Linked DNA regions of Mus musculus: region 2 is linked to region 1. A link is a loop called in an ENCODE intact Hi-C map of the cell type or tissue named here. Cell type or tissue: left cerebral cortex. All regions are shown on one strand. Links, peaks and the distances in the headings refer to the core of each region. The heading gives the core; the rest is flanking DNA.

Region 1 (4,397 bases), core at 134-4,133:
TTCCTTGGTGGGGAAAGCCACAGCTCACCTGTGTGAAGACCCTGCAAAGCTGACTGATGAGAACGTCCATGCTTGTGGAGAGTTGGAATGTTGCAGATGATGAGAAAGAGAGATGCTCTTGGATCCACTTAGCCCCCTGAACAGTACTCCTGGACCATCTCTGTGTGTGACTTAGCATTGTTTTTAACTACCAGATGCCATTGTCTATGGAATGCACTAACAAATCCTAGCTACCACCAACCCAAAAGCTAAGAATTTAACCGGTTGTCAGGCAATACCTGATGCCTTTAACACAAATGTCTTTGCTCTGCTGTAACCCGCCTACCTCATGTTCCCACCAATGTACTTTAAGAGTGTCTTAGCGTATGACTTTTTTTATTCCATGTCATTAAATACTTGGGAACCAAAATCCTACCATGTTAGAACATGATATTTAGGGAAACCTGAATTGTGTTTCTGAGCTATAATCACTCAGATTTGACTTCAGAATAAACTATCTCCTTCATTCTTTGAAGCAAGAATTCTTTTCATCAATAATATACAGGCAGTCAGACACACACTACACATCTAGGCACACCCGGACATGTCTCTCTCTCTCTCTCTCTCTCTCTCTCTCTCTCTCTCTCTCTCTCTCACACACACACACACACACACACACACACACACACCCTTCCAGGTAAACATAGTCCACACACAAGCAGCCCCTTCCTGGTGTGCCTTTAGCAGGGGACTTTTCCTGGTTCACACACACCTGTGCTGGCTCTGCCAGCTACAAGGTCAGCTAATGCCTCTGTGGACATTGTGTGTTACTTAGGAACAGACTCTCTGCCCAGGTGCCATGTGCTCTTTGAGTTCCCAGACTTCTCTGTGTGCCCAGGGTTCTCTGTGGTAGATTCCCTGTCTGAGGACCCTGTGCCCCTGGCCTTTCCCAGGGACAAGTCTGGGTATCCTGTACAAGTTCAGGTCACCAGATCATTCAAGTTCCAGCCCATATGAGCATCCTTACTAATGCCCTTCAGAGAATCTTCCAGCATCCTGGCTTGCCCTCCTTGCTTCCTTGTCTATGGTTTAGAGATGATGGAAAACCAAAATGAGTGTGGAGAGTTCTTATGGCCCTATGAACTCTAGGTCTCAGCTCGGCTGTCACCTCAGCTACCCCTCTGGGAGTGCATGCCCCTGTCCTTCAACTGCACATGCCCCAGTGAGGCAGACTCACGATGGCAGCTTAATTCCTCAGTAGAGACTGGACTGAGCACTTTATTATCAACTATTGAAATTATCGTGACAGCCATTTGAATCACCATGGTGATCGGCAGTTTTCAAATGGGAAAAAGGAGACACAGAGAGTGAGTGACTTTTGGAGGTCTGCCCAGCTGCTAAGCAACGGAACCAGGGTCCAATTCAGGCAGGTGCCTCGAGAGCAGACAACGAAAGAAAGGCATGATGGGAGCTTTGGAGGTTCAAGGTAAACAAAAATCAAGGAAGAGGTGAACAGCCAGGCAAAGTCGAAGATAAAACAAGAAAAAAAAAAAAAAAAAAAAAAAAAAAAGCAGATGCCTGTGACCAAAGCCCAGGGAAGAAGCCAGTGGGAAACAGAGAAAAATCGCCACTTCCTGGGGACATTACAGAGAGAGAGAGAGGATGCAAGGAAAGGCACCAGTGAAGCCCCTCTGCTTCAGGGCAAAAGCTCCTATTCACAGCTCTCCACACACCCTACCCCAAGATGGCAGCAGAGAGCAGCGAGAACAAAGGGAGCCGCAGACAGTGTTGGATGTCCCTTTACTAGGACAGTCAGTTTGCTAGCATCCACTTGTCTCCATAAATTATGCCCATTAAATAAAATGTTTGCGTTATCTACATTCTTTATTATTTTATGGATCGGCTCCATGAAAGAGTATCTTCCTTTAGCTTTAAGTATCCCTCTCTGCCAACTTCCAAATTCATTTCACTCTCCTATCATCTCTGGTCATGACTCCCAACCTGCTGAGTAAGCAAAGCTTTGTGATAGCACTGTTGAGAGAGTTCCCTTCCTCTTCTATGAATGAGGTGATGTGATGTTCAGAAAATGCTCTCATTTGGTAGATTCTCAGCAATAAAGAGGGGCAGACGACCTTAAATGAGATCTGATCCCAGCTAGTCTGTCCCACTCTGCTTGGGCAAACCTGAGAATTTTAAGCCACAAGTCAAGAGTGCTAATTTGCTTCCAATTGGGTTAATAACTAGTTATTTACTGGTCATAGAAACGTTTGGAGCCGATTGAGGTTGGCCTGACATAAATAGCCATCTAAAATGCCCTTGAGATGCCCTGGTTAAATGTAGCCTGAGGCTCATGCTTGCTGATCTTAGATTTCTATTAGAAGAGGAGAAAGAGGAGGAGGAGAAAGAGGAAGAGGAGGGAGAAGAGGAATTTGTTGTTGTTGTTGTTGTTGTTTTATTCTGAACACTCCTGCATCTATGATAGGGTCATGTCTTGATAAACTTGTAGCAAACTGAAAATACCACAGGCTGCAAATGTACCAAGTGTAGCTAACTTACTGAACATCATAACAAACACACTGCTCAGCTCAGTACCCTCTGCAGTGATGAGCAGGTAACTGGGAGAGCAGATTCCTGCCACTGTCCAGCATGCCTAGAAAAGCCAGGATTTCCATGTTTATGTAGGAACTAACATTGGCTTCTTCTAAATGTCTATCTCCTTCACATCAGAGGGAAGTTAAAAAGTCACTACATAGAACCTTGATAGTAAGAAATTCTGGTTTTGGTTTCTTAATTTTTAAGTTTTCATTGCTTACCTGTGTTATACAGGGCCATTAACTATAATTTACTTGCAAACATATATAAACACCAAGAAGCATGTGTTGCAACAGACCTGAGACATAAGTCATCCCACCACAATGTAATCGGTGTTTTTGTTGTTATTGTTATTTGTACACTCCATAATAACCTTTCAAACAGATGGGGGAATGGTATCTCTTGGTTCTGAGTTGCATTTCTCCACTGATTAGTGATGTCGATCCCTCTTCCTCCTCCTCCTCCTCCTCCTCCTCCTCCTCCTTCTCTTTCTTCTCCTCCTCCTCTTCATGTTTTTGGTTTTTTGAGATTATAACATAATTACATCATTTCTCCTTTCTCACCTACAAACCCTCTCTTATACCTCCCCCATTCTCTTTAAAGTCATGAGTCCTTTTCTGTAACAATTGCTACATGTGTATGTTCCTAAATACATAAACACAACCTGATCCATCTGTATGATGTTACTTGTGAATACACACACACACACACACAAACACACACACACACACACACACACACACACACACACACATATATATGCTTCATTACTGACTGTTTTGTTATCAGAGAGCCAACTGGTGTGCTCTTCCCTGGGGAAGACTACTTTCCCAGCATTCCTCAGTTGCCTGTGGTTGAGGCCTTGTGGGCTTCCCCATTCACATCAACATCTCTATTGTTGTCCTTGTTCCGGTTTGTTTAGGAAGCCACGTTGGTGGTGAGACTTTATGGGTGTGGTTCTGATACTTGCAGCAGACAGTCTCCCAGCAAACTCCCTGTTCCTTTGGCTCTCACAATCTTTCAGTCCTCCTGTTTTTCAATGATTCCCTAAGTCTTAGATACAGGAGTTATGTTGTAATGTATCAGTTGGGAATGGGCTGTATGACTCTACATTTTGATTGATTGTGGCTTTCTATAATAGTTTCTGTCTATTGCAAAGAGAAGTTTCATCATGAGAGGTGATAACTACACTTGTCTGTGGACATTGGACAGATGGCTTAGTAAAGGGACAGTTGTGGGTTCTCCTCCAAGATCCCTGATTTTATTAGCCCTGGGCACTTGGCTAGGTTTCCAGTGCCCGGCACAATCTTTATCATGAGTATCATAAAGGGTCTGAATGTGTGATCTCAGCATCCAGAACAACCAGTTGTTCAGTAAGAGCCTGGACTACATAAAACATTTCAAGACTCGCCTGGGTTATGTTGCAAGAACTTGCCTCAAAAACAAACAAACAAACAAACAAACAAACAAAAAACCCCAAGAGTCAGCACATGTGTATCAGTGGCAGAGAACTTGCCCGGCATGCACAAGGCACTGGGTTCCATACTAGGTGCTTAGAAACAGAGAAAAGAAAGTACTAGAAGAACACATTATTATGATATATCATAATGTATTACTATGTACATATACACATACATACATATGTGTATACATACATACATACATACATACATACATGCAACTAGAAAGAGCCAGGGATTCAGAGGAGTTAACACAGGGGCTTATTAGATATCTCAGATATCAGCAATAGACGAATGGCAGGCTGGTTTTCCACAGTGGTGCACACACTGTAATTGGTCAGGCAAAGATAAGCCTGACTTTTAATT
Region 2 (4,397 bases), core at 115-4,114, 690 kb after region 1:
TTGTACCTCCTCAGTATCTCTGCGAGCCGCTGACTCCTCTTCTCCTTCTCCCTCTGCGTCCTGGTTTCACAGGAATAAAACCAAGAATTAGCTCCTCGCTCCAACATGCTGGGCCCTGTTGGAGCTGCGGACAGGGCTCTCTCCTGATGGCTGCTGCTCTAAGGCCTTGCCGGAAGGATCTACACACTTAGACACCTGGGCGCAAAGGCTGCCTGCTGTCTGGAGTTATTCTAGGTCTGCAGTGGAAAGGGAGGCATAGGATTAACCCCAGGATAGTCTTGGCCCAAGAGGATTGTGCTACATTCTCTAACCCCAGCCCCTCCCAACAGGCAACTTTAAAAGACAGGAGGCAGCCTAGTTGAAGTCTATTTACATTTATATTCTTCCTTTCACCTCCCAAATAATCATTTTCCTAACGCTTCACTCTCCAAATGATCCTTTTAGACGTAAGGAATCTGCCATGCTCATGGCTGAGTTTGAATCACAGTACTGGTAGCTGTATCAAGAACTACACGCTGTCTACATGTGGTAGGTGCACTTCCTACCACCCATTCCGGTGCCTGCAGCCTCTTTGCAGTAAAGCTACAGGTGCGGAGTCAAGGCCACTTGTTGTTTGACAGCCTCTCTCCCTTCCAGGAAACCGAATCCTGCATGATGTTTTTTGAAAGAGCTTAGTCCTTTTGTGTTTTAAAAGAACTCTAAAAGCTTCAACGTGATCCTTAGACTAAGTAGCGCAGTCTCATACAGGACCCCTCTCCCCTGATCCACGCCTAGTGTCCATTTAATGAAACCAGATTACAAGGGATTATTGCTGGCTTGAGGGAGGCTGCTGCCACAAACAATGTGTCACTCAAGATTTCGTGGCTATAATACAGTTGTGTCCAGCTTGCCTTCATGTTCACATCCACTTGGAAACTCTCTGTCCCTGTGGTTCACCTCATGTCAGCACCCTGGATGGCTGCTTCTTACAGGGGCTCTTGTCTGGCTTCTCTGCAGGCGTGTAGACAAGTGAATCACAGCAGCAGGGTTCTTCTTCCTTTCTTGGCCCCCGGGTGATCATGAACCTGTCATGAGGAGTGATCTGAAGCTCTGATGTTGTAGGCTTTTTCTGAGTCAGGAAATTGGGGGACAAAGTCTACTGCCACCATAATATTTTTTACTGGTTTGGGTCCTAGAAGGAATGAGATCTTCTGTAGCATGCATGTGGAAGATTTGCTTCAACCTCACGGGTGACCTTGCTAAGATATTTCTCGTGCTAAGATATTTTCGCCATGCTGACCCTGGAGAGACTTGACCCTTCTAGATTAGTCAACCCCTGGAGATAGCAAAAGGACTTTCAAGAGAGTTTGCTTTTTTTTTTTTTAATGAGCAAATCCAGCAACCCAGAGCCCACCCTCAGTCACCTCTTTACCAGGCTCTTAGACTTGGGGAGGGGGGTTGTCATTGTTCACCTGCCCTTATCACCTTAGATCAGGCACCAGACGTGAGGAACAGAACCTACACTTATCCCAGAAACCCTAAAATTATTCAGATCTGTCAACCCTAAATGGGATACCTTGCCTTCAATGTTGCCATAGAAACCACAATAAAGGTTCTAGCTGTATCTTCATCCTCTTGCCCCTTGCTTCCTTCCCTTCCCTCCAGCCGGGATGTACTTTCTCTGGAGGGCTTCCCAGTACTGTTGTCTGCCAATCTGTTGGCTTTACCTTATCTGAGTAATAATAAAAACTACACTTAATAAATACATATTGAAAGTATAAAGAGGGGCTGGGCTGGGATGATATGGTAAAGGCCTGTGCGCTTCAGAGCCAAGGCGAGGAAGCCAGAATCCCAGCTGTGTTCTTAGCACCAGCCATTTCCCTAACTGGACTCCTCGTTAAAACTTCTGGGAGAAACTCAAGAAGAACGAAGACCAAAGTGTGGACACTTTGCCCCTTCTTAGAATTGGGAAAAAAAACACCCATGGAAGAAGTTACAGAGACAAAATTTGGAGCTGTGACGAAAGGATGGACCATCTTGTGATTGCCATATCCAGGGATCCATCCCATAATCAGCCTCCAAACGCTGACACCATTGTATACACTAGCAAGATTTTGCTGAAAGGACCCAGATATAGCTGTCTCTTGTGAGACTATGCCGGGGCCTAGCAAACACAGAAGTGGATGCTCACAGTCAGCTATTGGATGGATCACAGGGCCCCCAATGGAGGAGCTAGAGAAAGTACCCAAGGAGCTAAAGGGAACTGCAACCCTATAGGTGGAACAACAATATGAACTAACCAGTACCCTGGAGCTCTTGTCTCTAGCTGCATATGTATCAAAAGATGGCCTAGTTGGCTATCACTGGAAAGAGAGGCCCATTGGACTTGCAAACTTTATATGCCCCAGAACAGGGGAACGCCAGGGCCAAAAGGGGGGAGTGGGTGGGTAGAGGAGTGGGGGGGGGGTATGGGGGACTTTTGGATAGCATTGGGAAATGTAAATGAGGAAAATACCTAATTAAAAAAAAAAAAAAAAGGAAAAAAAAAACTTCTGGGAGAAATGTCGCCACCTTATGGTACTTTGTGGCCACTGTTCTCCCAGGTTTGCTGTTAATTATACTTATTTATTGATTTTTGGAAACGATTTGTAGTTCTCTTGTATTCCCAGCAAAGTAAAGCAAAAAAGTACAGACTCTCCACATCCTGCTCTGCATGTGGCCTCACTCAGTGTCCACACCCTTGCCCATAGGCGGCTCACATGTTGGCAGCATCTCCCAGCAGAGTGTGCATTGTTTCAGTGAGATCACCCTCCAGGGCCCTGGCACAGTCGGCTTCAGCCTGTATTGTGCCATCTGTGTGTTTGAAAGAATGGGCAAGAACAACTGTCTACCATTGTACCGTCATAAAGAACTGCTTCACGGTCCCGGACACCTCTGCTCTCTGTTCACACCCCACCCCCAGACCCTGGCACACATCTTTTGTTGCAGGCCAATTTTTACTCAAAGGCTTTGCTCAGTGACCCACTTTATTTGTGTTAGGTACATAATAGAGAACAATGATGAATAAGACAGTCACCCTCCCAACTGCAAGGAGGAGGCGAAGGTAGGGTCAGGTAAAAAAAAAATCAAGAACGCAAATGCAAGGAATCGTGATGTCTCATAGCTGGAAAGATACCTGTAAAGACTGTGGGCAGGGCTACCTCAAAGAGAGTGGGAAGAGGCACATCTAAGCCAAAGCCTCTGGGATGAAAATAAGTTAGATACTGGGCTGAAGAGATGGCTCAGTGGGTAAGGGCATTAGCTACCAAGCCTGAAGACCTGAGTTTAATATGGGGCATAGATGGTAGAAGGAGGGAACTGTTTCCTGATGGCCTCTGATTTCCATATGCAATGCACACATAAATAAAACACACACACACACAATTTTAATGAAGTTGAAAAGAAGTCAGATAATATTCATGAGCTACTGGGAAGACTAGAGTGTAAGGATCTGAGAGCTTGATGAATTAGCACACAGGCTTTAGGATGCAGGCCATAGGGCAATGTTAAGAGAGCATTGGGCACTTGGTCTTGCTGGCATGCCTACCGGGTATGATTTTGATTAGGTTCATCGATGTTGGAAAAACCCTGTCCCCTGTGGGTGGCATCATTTTCTGTCCTGAGATCCTAGACTGTATAAAAACCGAGAAAGTGAGCTGAGCACAGACATCCCCCACGCTCTGACCAGCTGCCTTCAGATCCAGCTACCGCAACATCTCCACCACGATGGGCCATACCTTTGAACTGTGAGCCAAAATGAACCCTTCCGCCTTAAGGTGCTCTCTGCAGCCTATTTATTTAATCACACCACCACCAAAGGAATTACCGAGCTTCATTTGCTAAGGGAAACTCCTGAATCCACTGGAGTGATAAGGTAAGATAGACAGTTTAAGAAGTGTCCTGGATAGTTTTATGTCAACTTGATGAAAACTAAAGTTATTTGAGAGGAGGAGCCTCAACTGAGGAAATGCCTCCACGAGACAGGGCTGCAGGCAGGCCTGTAGGGCATTTTCATAATTAGTGATTGATGTGGGCAGGTCCATCCCATTGTGGGTGGTGTCAACCCTGGGTTTGTAGTCCTGGGCTCTATAAGGAAGCAGGCTGAGCAAGCCTTCCAAGGCCTCTGCATCAGCTCCTGCCTCCAGGTTTTTGGCCCTGTTTGAGTTCCTCTCATGCCTTTCTTCAGTGATGAACAGAGACACATGGAAGTAGTTACCCTAACTACAAGACGCCCTCATTTGATGCTACCGTAGGTTTATCTTCCCTGTACCATCTGTTCACTCTCCTTAAAACTCTCTTTCTTGAAGCATTTGGCCATGTTACATAATGCCGAGATAAACTCCCAAGCCTGTCTTTACAAGGACTACAGACAGTGTCTT

What was found. Hi-C counts contacts between places; a loop is a spot of excess contacts. Peaks named below come from ENCODE experiments on the same cell type or tissue, not always from the same donor. Only the 100,000 strongest peaks of a DNase experiment are listed, where the experiment ranks them.
Region 2: it touches region 1 in a loop (2.6-fold over the local background); 2 of 42 quality-filtered maps call a loop at or near these places.

Annotation. Positions count from the first base shown.
Region 1 is chr7:64,948,916-64,953,312 of GRCm38, forward strand. The region is part of intron 2 of Fam189a1 (family with sequence similarity 189, member A1); the gene reads right to left. Among named protein-coding and RNA genes, the nearest start is that of Nsmce3, 78 kb to the left of the region's middle. In left cerebral cortex, for the core only: a CTCF peak has its summit at 1,732 (motif pointing right); a DNase peak (open chromatin) is centred at 1,729.
Region 2 is chr7:65,635,748-65,640,144 of GRCm38, forward strand. No RefSeq gene overlaps it. Among named protein-coding and RNA genes, the nearest start is that of Tarsl2, 7.0 kb to the right of the region's middle. In left cerebral cortex, for the core only: a CTCF peak has its summit at 2,594; a DNase peak (open chromatin) is centred at 2,861; H3K27ac peaks cover 1,423 bases.